Linked DNA regions of Mus musculus: region 1 is linked to region 2. The links are chromatin loops, found by intact Hi-C in ENCODE. Cell type or tissue: heart. All regions are shown on one strand. Each heading gives the region's core, and the rest is flanking DNA. Links, peaks and the distances in the headings are about the cores only. Region 1 holds the start of Usp47 (ubiquitin specific peptidase 47). Region 2 overlaps Usp47 (ubiquitin specific peptidase 47).

Region 1 (5,380 bases), core at 319-5,318, 52 kb before region 2:
TGAATGAATAAATCATCAAAGGAAAGTAGGACTGAAATTCACTAGTTGTTTTTCATGAATGCCTCTTTCTGTTGCAGGATACAAGCAACAGTACTGTAGTACACCTAGTTGTTAAATGTGTATACCATTAAAATTGTCATTTGGGGTGGCTGTGGTTCCATAAGATTTACTGTCTCCGAGGCTCCCAAGTCATTCCTTGCTCTGGGCTTAAGGCTCCAGCTGCTTCAGTCTCTCTGGTCATCCAGATGAACTCGAAGAGCTGAGGCTTCCTCTGGAGCCAATCCAGGCAACTTTTTCCTCTGCAGCATTTCTGTCAAATGTCTTATGCTTTCTGCAGTGTTGGTGGGCTTTCTTCTCTAATCATGTTGGGTTTTCCTTCCAACCACTTTGAATGCCGTATGTAAAAGTAACTTCTATTCTGTTGTAACTGTTGTCTGGGAGGCTTACTGCTAACCTAGGCTTAGTCCTGGAAACTTCGGGTCTTCATACCATCGTTATCTAGGTCTAGGATGTTCTCAGCCTCTGAGACATGCTGCTGAGTAAGCTCACTCTTTCTTGTTCTTTCTGAGCTCTGGCTGGCTGGTCAGCTGTTCTGGTTCAAAACTCCTCTCCATGCTGACTGCTTCAATCTGGCTTTTCTCTCAGTCTCTGAAATGCTCTGCTTAGCCTCAAATTGGCTCTAACAATCTTTTCTAATCTTCTGGCTCCTTCTCATTCTCTTGCTCATACTGCCTTTACTTAGCTTGTTCTCTCTTCAATCTGTCTCTGGAAAACTCTGGGGGTAAAACTGCCTCCTTCTCCGTCTCTGTGCTGCTCCACTCTCCCTCTCAACTCCACTGCACTGCTCTCCAGGAACTCTACTGTATTCCTGTGCTGTACTCTCTTCTTGAGACATCCATCTCAATAAATTAAATGAATAAATAAACAAGAAAAAATTAAACCTTATCAATATTTAGTCCATAGATCAACATCAGCATCTCACTATTCTTAAGTGAAAAGTATGTTCTCTGCAATGTGGGTAATAGTTCAGGGGTTCTTCACTTTATTGCTTCTTGGTATATTAAGATTTAGTCCATGTCAATTCTCTCATTATGTTTGCTAGCTTTATGTCAATTTGACACAAGCTAGAGTCATCTGAAATGAGGGAACCTCAATTGTGAAAATGCCTCTATAAGATTGGACTATATATATACAAGGTGTTTTCTTAATTGGTGATTGATGGGGGAAGGCCCAGCTACTGTGAGTTGCTGGCAGTCTTGGTGCTATAAGGCAGGCTGAGTAAGCCATGAGTGTAGGCCAATGGGCAGCACTCCTTCAGGGGCTCTGCATGAGCTCTTACCTGTTCCTGCCCTGTTTGAGTTCTTGACCAGACTTCTTTCAATGAAGGACTATGCATAAGTATAAGTCAAATAAAACCCTATTCTGCCAGGTTGCTTTGGGACATGGTGCTCCACCATGGCAATAATAACCCTGACTAAGATACTTGCTATATTATTATTTCGTTAAATCAACTTTTACCAAGATGAAAGAATCCAGAAAGGATTTCACGAAAGAGGTCATGAGTGTAAGCATGAAGGAAAAAAAGGAAAACTAGAATGGCACCTAACTTCTAACAAGGCTTCTAGAGAACCAGCTCACTTAGGAAATGGAAATGGCATGCGTGAAACAGATTTGGACATACTCCCACTTTGTGATTTTGTCCAAGATGTGCCAGCCAGGGGGACCGTGGATATGCAAGTTGAGTTATTCACCTTTAGAACAATTTACATTTCAATAGTCAAGAGAATCTTGATGCAGTATTTCTTAAAAGTCTATGATGAAGTTTCAAACATTTACATATTAAGGCTGAAGAGATGGCTCAGTAGTTAAGAGCACTTGTTGCTCTTACAGAGGACCCAAGTGACTCACAACTGCCCATAACACCAATCCCAGAGCATCTGGTGCCTCTTCCAACATCTGTGAGCTGCATGGTTGTGGTTCATGTACACTCTGATACACACAAAATAAAAAATAAAAAAAATTAAACACTCTTCCCAAACTCATCATATGTATGCTTAAACATGAAGACAGACTTTTTTGGCCTTTTCAGAAATCTGAGTAGTGTATTTAAAGAATTTTTAGTCTACTTGGATTTTTGTTTTTATTTTGTTGATTGTTTTGGGAGAAGGTATTTGACTGTTCTGGGAGAAGGAGGTAGGGATTGAATTCGGAACGCTCTGTATGCTTGGAAAGTCCTTCACCACTGCAGCCCACCTGTTAAAACATAAAAATTCTAGTTGACATTAGGAAAGATGGAAAATTAGTAGCTGAATTTCAACAAAACCCTTTGTATGGCTGGAAGCTGAAACAGATAAAAATGAGCATTGTATTAGTAATAGTAGTTGAAAATGCACTTCTTCCATTAGGATCAAAATCTTTGTGGGTTACCTTTTTCAGCTTATGACAGCTATTAAAGCCAAGTACAGAAATAACCTGAACACTGAATCAGATATTTTAATAAGTGTTTCACAAAGAATTAGCTTTTAAAAAACTAATGAAACCTAGTCAATCAGAGTGCGTTCACTAAATATTTTCAGTAGGGTTAATGGATTTTTTTATACCATTACTACTTAAAATCTCGTTTATTTTAAATGTCTGTCTTTGCTATAATTTTTAGAATTTGTAGATGTTTTACAGTGCCACAAATAGCAGAATTCTAATAAATCTTACATAACTGTATAGAGAGCTTTTCTTGGGTGTGGGGTGTTCAATAGTAACAAGTTTGGCGAACCAATAGCATAGGTAAAGGAGTTGGCGCTGTGGATGCTGGGTACATGGCACAATGGAATTAACTCAGCAGGCTGTAAGAGGACTAGTTTGCCAAAAGTCTTCATGAAAGACGTCTCACTGGGTCTTCATAATGGAAGGAGTGCGGTGAAGGAAAATGACTAATAGGAGATTTGTTTGGTCAAACACATGGTATTTACCGTCTGGGGAGATTACAAAAAAAAACATATTCAAAAGGACAGCACAGGTTGAAGCGCACCACAGCTCTGCTCTCAAAAGGCTCCCTCAGACTTGGCCCTGTAGGAGGATGACAGCAAGCCACCCAGAAGGGTGCAGGGGAGCACCTCTAAGTGTAGTGACCCCTCTTTAAGGGGCTCCAGGGGCTAGCTGATGGGCACCGAGGTCCCTAAGGAGAGTGGGGCGGCCACGAAAACATGACAGACGAGGACCAGAGCCTTGAGGGCGAAAGCCAGAAAGGCGATTTCTCTACAAGGCGCGTTGTTTACCAGCTCGAGGCCAAAGGTTCCTCAAGTGGGGCTGCAGCGGGGTCGCTGGAGACCAGGAAAGAGTCTGGGGACTGCAGGGCTGAAAGGGGGGCTTTGAACTGGAGCTCGTTCGTGACGCAGGGGCCTCGTCCCTCCCTCGGCCGACAGAGGGAGCCGGAGGATGGGAGGACCGGCTTCCCCGTAGTGAAAAGCGCCTACACCGGCTCTCAACCAGCGTAGCGCGGCGTACCCCGGGGCTGAGCAAGAGGTGAGAAGATCCCGAGCTCACGACGGCCGCCTGCATACCCCAGGCGCCAGACGCCGGGCCGCGCGCCCACTGCGTTGAATTCTCGCGAGAGCGGCGGCCGCCATTTTTCCATTGATTGCCGCGGGCCGGGGGAGGGGCGGCGGCGGCGGCGGCAGCGGCGGCGGCAGCAGCGGCGACGGCGGCGGCGCCCTGGGTCGGTGTCTGCGCGCTGGTGTCTAAGGCCTGAGCGGAGGCCTCCTCAGTTGCTGGAGCGCAGGCGGCTGGGAGGATGACTGTCGCTGCCGTTCTCTCCTGAGACACAGCCGCCGCCACCTCCACCAGGCCCCCGCAGGCAGGGCGGAGACGAGCGGTCGGAGTCTGAGCGATGGTGCCCGGCGAGGAGAACCAACTGGTCCCGAAGGAGGTGAGGGGCCGGCGGGCCAGACTAGGCCCGAAGCCTGCGGTCCGCTCGAAGTCGTGCAGGCCCCGAGCGGGAGGCAAGGCTAGGGCCGGGCAGGCGTGGGGCCGGGTGGACGGTGGGCGCGGCGGGCAGTTGGAGACCGCTGGTTCCCGGGGCCACGTAGCCGAGGGAGAGCTCCGGCTGCGAGGGGCTAACGCATCAAAGACTGGACCCGAGGAGTTGGGTTCTGCTCCCGGGGGTGGGGGGGAGTATTGCGGAGAGAAAGTGGCCTTTGAAGTCCAGACTTCACACACGTCGAGCCGAGAGAGTTAAGAGAGATCGTTTCAAAGAAAACATTCTGGAACAGTTGCCCGTGGGCAGGACGGGGTGACGGTGCTGCTTCTGGGGTTTGACAGCGTATAGCTTACGGGGCTTGTGAAATCGACACCTAAGTTGAGATCTGTGGGAGGGCAGACTTAACTGTTAAAGAGTTGTCGGTCTCCCCACCCCCCTCCCCCCAGCCTCCATTCCCCCTCCTGTTACTTCGTAGTACTATCGGCCAGCCTAAATGGGGCCTACCCAGGATCGTTGAAAAAGTAGTTAAGTGGGGCTTGAACGGGAGGGTAAGAGATAGCCGAGTTAATTTCACCATATGGAGAGACGAAACGTTGTTTTTGTGTGTAATTTTGGTCTTTTTCTGGTGTTGCCAACTTGGGTGACTTAAATTCTTAAAAGCGAGTGACATAAGACTCCCGGACTTCTTGGCTTCCCTTGAACAGTCAGTAGTAGAAGATTAAAGGTAGAATCCTGCACTGGCCAGTGGATTTCGACATATTAATAGTCCGTTGGCTTTATAAATATCCTCAGCATATTCAAACATGTATTTTTAACTGCTGGTCGTCAGGCTTAATGCTTTGGACTTTTATATCTCATATACCTTAAATAGATGCCAAGTGTTAAGTTGAAATTAGGATGGTAGGATCTTGATATTTATACACGATCATTTCGGATTCCTAAATGTTTAGGTTTTGTTTGTTTGTTTTTTAATTGTAGCAATTTGTTGCTACACAGACAACCCCTGGCACAATGCAAAGTGACTTTATTTTGTACCTGAATAGTTAAAATTTCCCATCTTTCCTTAGATGGATAATAAGTTGATTTTTAGGGTTTTGTTTTGCCGTTTTGAGGTAGGATCTTACTATGTGGACTTTGAAGTACAGACTTGGCTGGCTTGGAACTCACTTGTAGATAAGCTGGCCTGGAAATTCTTAAGAGGTTTCCCTGTCTGTCTCCCCCGATGCTGGGATTAAAAGTGTGTGCTATCAAACTCAGTGGAGTGCCTGTTTGCTGTTTAAGGCTGAGTTGTGTGTGTGTCAGTATTTTATCTGTCAGACATCTCTAAGTCTCAGTACAGCAGATAAGCACGAACTAAAGATCTTGCCTCTGGAACAGTTTCAACAACTGAGAGTTAGGAAGTCGGGA
Region 2 (5,380 bases), core at 304-5,303:
AAGTACAAGTGCAAATGAGAAGACAACAGTAACAAAATAGTAATTCAGAATGGACATACACTTCAATATAAAATATGTAAAGCTTTAGTAAAAACAAAATCATATAAATCTAGACATCAGAAGAGCTGTAATGTCAAAAATATAACTCACAAAATTAAAAGTATTTACTCCTGAAATAGAATATTTGTGCATCATATATCTGACAAAGGAATATTTAAAATATATAATTTCAAGCCATCAGTTTTATTTTTTAATCTCACAGTCCATTTAGAAAATTGGCAAAAGATACTACCAGCATTTCATCAGATTAGGCAGTCATATGCCAGAATCAAAAAAGACATTTTTAGTCAACTAGCTACAGGAAATGTAGGTTTTACAATGAAGATCTTTCTTCCTGCCCCTGGAACAGTTAACAGTACAAATCATGACAGTGGCTGCGCTAGTAAAGTGTTAGCCGTGCAAGCTTGAGAAGCTGATTTTCCATCCCAGAGCTCACATAGAAGTTGAGCATAGAGATGCATGCCAGTACTTAAAGTGCTGGGGAGATGGAGAAAGGAAGTTAACTTATGTTTACTAGCAAGATGCCTAAGGTTTGCTAGCTGGCCAGATTGGGTGGACTGATGGTCAGTAAGAGACCCTGTTTCTAAAAATAAGGTGAAGAACGATTGAGGAAGACTTACAACATTGACTTTTAACTTCAGTATACAGATAGATGCCTATACACATACACAAATACATACATTCACACACACAAAATAGTTATAGAACTTAAAACTCACAATGCAGAGAAACTGGGTTACATTGCTGTATAATTGTAAACATTACAGATTATCTTTATGAAACTGAATATGGAATTAAAACAAGTCCCAGTAATTGTATTCTGGGCCATTTATCTAAAAGAAGTAAATTTATATGCCTATAAAAACTTATACATTAATATTGGTTGCATTTTTATTTTTAATATTAAAAAATAAGTAAGATAAGATTTGCCTTTACAAGTAAATGATTGAACAAATTCTAATATGTGTAAGCTGTAGATACAATGAGCAGTAATTGGAATGAATGGAGGAAATGAACATGGATGGAAGAAAGCCAGTCACAAAAGTTGGCATACTGTCTGATTTCATTTGCATAAACTTGGTCATGTAAATATTTTTTATGAATACATTTTAGAATTGCACCACTGTTGGTCATTACTAGAGTTACTGAATTTGGTCAATTCCTATCTTTTATATAGAAACTATTTAATGCCTTGGCTATCCTGTGGTAAAGAGGACCCAATTCAGATAATAAATACACAGAACTAACTTAATAAACAGACTGGGGCAAACAGTGATTTGAGAATGTTTGAATGAAGGAGTATCATGTTAGTGACCCCATCACCATTATGATGTTCTATAGTTTGCAAAATATCATTTTTAGGAAGCAGAGCAATGTATACAGAGTATCTCTGGGTAATATCAATTCTTGCAAGTATGTGCAAATTTATAATTATCTTAGAAATGAAAATGAAAACAAGATGAATGAATGGCTTAGATAAAGATATCTTGAATTCTTTCCCTGACTCAGAGCAGAGAGTCTCATGGAGATGCCTGAATATAGCTGTTTGTAAGGAGGCGTGTTGCATTGCTGCTGTGTGTCACTAACAATAATTGCTCACAGCACCAGAGATGCAGGAGATAGTGCTCAGTGTGTTGTTCCAGTTCTTATTATTTATAAAGCCTAGAAATACTGGTTTCCCTATTCTAAACAAAGCAAATGCTAAATAGTGAAGAAAAATGGATCTGTGGAGAATACGACAATATTGTATAGGCCAACAATGAGAGCATGAGAGGAGAATACAGCTAGGCCATCACTGAGAAGATGGGGTCCGGGCTATGTTCCTTCTGGTTGCACTTGTGCCTAGATTATGTGCTATAAAATTGTAATGATCCTGGCTTTATATTTGCTAACCTAAGAATGTAAGACTCTCCTTGTTCTACTTTGACTTCTGAAAAATACACTCTACAACTATATGAGCAGTTAAACTGTTCATAGTGTGTGAGGGAGGGGATGGCCCACGTTAAAGCAAAGCTCGTCACCCTAGAATGATAAAGTCACAGTTTGGAGCTAATTTAGAAGCTTAATTTGTTAATAGCTTAACATATCAAACTGTAGCTTACCAGAAGCAGTCCTTTTCTGTTCTGTGTGCTAACAACAGCATGGTATTGGTAATGTTCTGTCCCTTTCATAGCTCAGGACCTACCTACTTTCTAAAGATCAGGACTTTTCCTTTCTATAGCATTCAGTCTAACACCACAGTGTAAAAGTCAGTAAGAAATTAGGTAGAAGTCGGGTGGTGGTGGCACACGCCTTTAATGCCAGCCAGCACTTGGGAGGCAGAGGCAGGCAGATCTCTTTGAGTTCCAGGACCGCCCAAGCTACTTAATAAAATCCTGCCTTGAAAAACTTATTTAAAAAAAAAAAAAAAGTAAAAGTGGTTGCAATATAAAATAGTGACCAAGGCAATTTTTATGAAGAATGAAATAACATAATTTTGTTAGAACTTTTAATGATAATTATAATGATACTTTGCTGCTAATTTTGTTCTAATCATTTTATTCATACCAGTTTTGGTGATTTCAGTTACAGTTTTAACATTAAGCAGTGTTTTAAATAATTGTAAAACAATTACTTTTTTTTCAAACTAGGAAGAAGCGTTGCATGCATTTATTCAACCAGAGATCTTGGATGGCCCAAATCAATATTTTTGTGAACGTTGTAAGAAGAAGTGTGATGCTCGGAAGGTAAGAGACTTGTAAATATATTACTTTGTCTAAGATGATATTCAGTATTCTGTCCATTTGTCCCCCTAACCTCACTTGCCTCTTTTTAGGGCCTTCGGTTTTTGCATTTCCCCTATCTGCTGACCTTACAGTTGAAAAGGTTTGATTTTGATTATACAACCATGCATAGAATTAAACTGAATGATCGAATGTCATTTCCGGAGGAGCTGGATATGAGCACATTTATTGATATTGAAGATGAGGTAAATACTACATTTCCTTGTTATGCTTTTCATTATACACTTTATATTTTTATTTTAATTTTTTAAAATTACTTTAGGTATATGAGTGTTTTGCCTGAATATCTGTGTTACATGTGTGCGTGATGCCCTTTAGGCCAGAAGAGGGCGTCGGATCCCTTGAAATTAGAATTTGAGACAGTTGTGAGGCACTATATGGGCTAGGAATCAAGCCCCAGGCCTCTGGGAAAGCAGCCAGTTTTCTTACCACTGCGCTATCTTTCCAGCCCCTATTTATTTTGAGAAGAGTTGTGTGACGTGAGTTAAGACTGATATATTTAAAGTGTGCTCTTGATGAAAGCTTTCTCCTTTCTCATTTTCCATTAGCTTACCACATGAGATTATTGCTGTGGCTAAAAACTTTTCCTGAAACTGTACATTTCAAGTATTCTTATTTGGTCAGAATAGCATAAGCTCTTTAAGAGACAAAAGGGTTTCACCTCTGGGATTCTCTCTTGATTTTGGATAACAGTCTTGTTTCATAGTTTCTTTATTAATGAAACTATATTATAGCTGGATTTCTGATCTTTAATACACATGGTGCAAATGTATGAGTGAATGAACAAGTAATATATAACCTTACTGTCTTCTGTTTGTGCCAATACTCTTCGAGAATTAAGGTACTGGTTACCACCACATAAGTTTTCTAGCTCTTAAACGAAGTTACAAAAACAAATATACTAGAGGTTTTATCTATTACTCTTTGATTCTATATTTTGTTTTAACTTGGAACTTTCAATAGTTTATACATGGAATTTTGATGAATGCAGGAAAGGTTCATCCGTTTCTTTCTATTCATTGACCTCCAAGGGTTTTCTAGCTTTATTTAATGTGTGTGTGTGTGTGTGTGTGTGTGTGATGCTCTCCTGATTGCATTGTGTGAACTATTTCCAATCAGAAAGGGTAGTTGTTACAGGATGATAAATCCTTGTTGCTGTAAAAGTTTTGTGTGTTGTTTTCCTGATTGAAACTGAATACTAGTTGTAAAATCTCTTTCTTCCAGGGGTTCAAATACAAGTGTAAATGGTCATCAAGTTTCATTTAGTATTTGTCTTAGTTAAGGTTACTGTTGTGATAAAACACCAAAGGCAAGTTTGGGAGGAAAGGGTTTATTTGGCTTAAGCTTTGACAAACTGTTCATTATTGAAGAGAATCAGGGCAGAAACCTGGAGGCAGGAGCTGGTACAGAGATCAGAGGGGAGCGCTTCTCACTGGCTTGTTCATCTTGGCTTGCTCAGCCTGCTTTCTTATAGAGCCCAGAACCACCAGCCAAGGAATGGCACTGCTTGGCTCTCCTACAGGCTTGACTACAGCTTGATCTTATGGAAACATTTTCTCAATAGAGACTCCCTCCTCTCTGATGACTATAGCATGTGTCAAATGACATAAAACTAACCAACATAGTATTTGTGTGAGCATGATGAAAACAATGTTTACTGCACCTCAGCTGTGTTGTCCCAGTGTTGGTAGAGAGGAGCTTCCATCTTTGTCCTGACAGTCTTTAACTGCTTCACTTGTTCTCCACCTGGTCCTTACATGTCACCATTTAGTGCTAGAAAGCACCAGAGATAATATGCCTTTATATTTGGTACATCCTAGTAAATCTCTAAACTTTGGCTCTCATTTTTCTGTCTAGCTATTGTAAGAAGCTGCTATAACTGCAGTGGATATTCACTGAATGGCAGCTGATGAGCATTTGTAAAGAACTGATAAAGTAGCGGATCAGGCTGGATGTGTACACATGTACGGAGAGAGACAGAGAGGGAATAACAAGATTGGATTGTGCTTAATTAAAGTTAGGAAATCTGTTGAACTTGAAAAGAGATATTCTTCATCAAATTCCTATTTAAATGTAGATGAAGATCTGGTCTGTGTTTGTATATTCCTGACATATTTGTTGTGAAGGGAAACCTATCCCAGGGGAAAGAAATACAGACTTTGCTTGTTTGTTTGGAATTTGGGGACTTTTTTTTTTTTTTTAATCTGTTTGGTTGGTTTTGTTTTGCTTTTTTGAAACAGAGTCTTGTTTATGGCTGGCCTGAAATGAGCAGTCCTTATGCCTCTGCATCCCAGATGCTGGGGTTGCAGGTGTGTGCCTCCATGCTTAGCTTGCAGTTCTGGGGGTGATTTTTCACCTTCATTTTGTCTTGAATCAAATGTCCTCACAGGAAGAAGACTGTACTGAGAACTAGAGGATATGCTTAGAAAATGTTATTACAACCAACAAAAGCTATTCTTGTTGAGTATTACTTGGTGGTTTCATGACCTTGAGCTTACTTATGTACATCAAAGACTTTCATCTTAAAGAAATCTAAA

The links. Hi-C counts contacts between places; a loop is a spot of excess contacts. Peaks named below come from ENCODE experiments on the same cell type or tissue, not always from the same donor. Only the 100,000 strongest peaks of a DNase experiment are listed, where the experiment ranks them.
Region 1: a loop joins it to region 2, with 2.2 times the contacts of the local background. A loop is called at or near these places in 4 of 42 quality-filtered maps.

The regions. Positions count from the first base shown.
Region 1 is chr7:112,019,825-112,025,204 of GRCm38, forward strand. Usp47 (ubiquitin specific peptidase 47) reads left to right here and starts at 3,682. Exons shown (of 29, transcript NM_001357952.1): 1 at 3,682-3,922. The coding sequence starts at 3,884. It also overlaps Gm3960. In heart, for the core only: a CTCF peak has its summit at 3,416 (motif pointing right); DNase peaks (open chromatin) are centred at 3,537 and 3,987; H3K4me3 peaks cover 2,717 bases; H3K27ac peaks cover 2,616 bases.
Region 2 is chr7:112,071,782-112,077,161 of GRCm38, forward strand. Usp47 (ubiquitin specific peptidase 47) reads left to right here. Exons shown (of 29, transcript NM_001357952.1): 9 at 2,691-2,786; 10 at 2,876-3,028. Among named protein-coding and RNA genes, the nearest start is that of Usp47, 51 kb to the left of the region's middle. In heart, for the core only: a CTCF peak has its summit at 3,185 (motif pointing right); no DNase peak of the experiment used is centred there.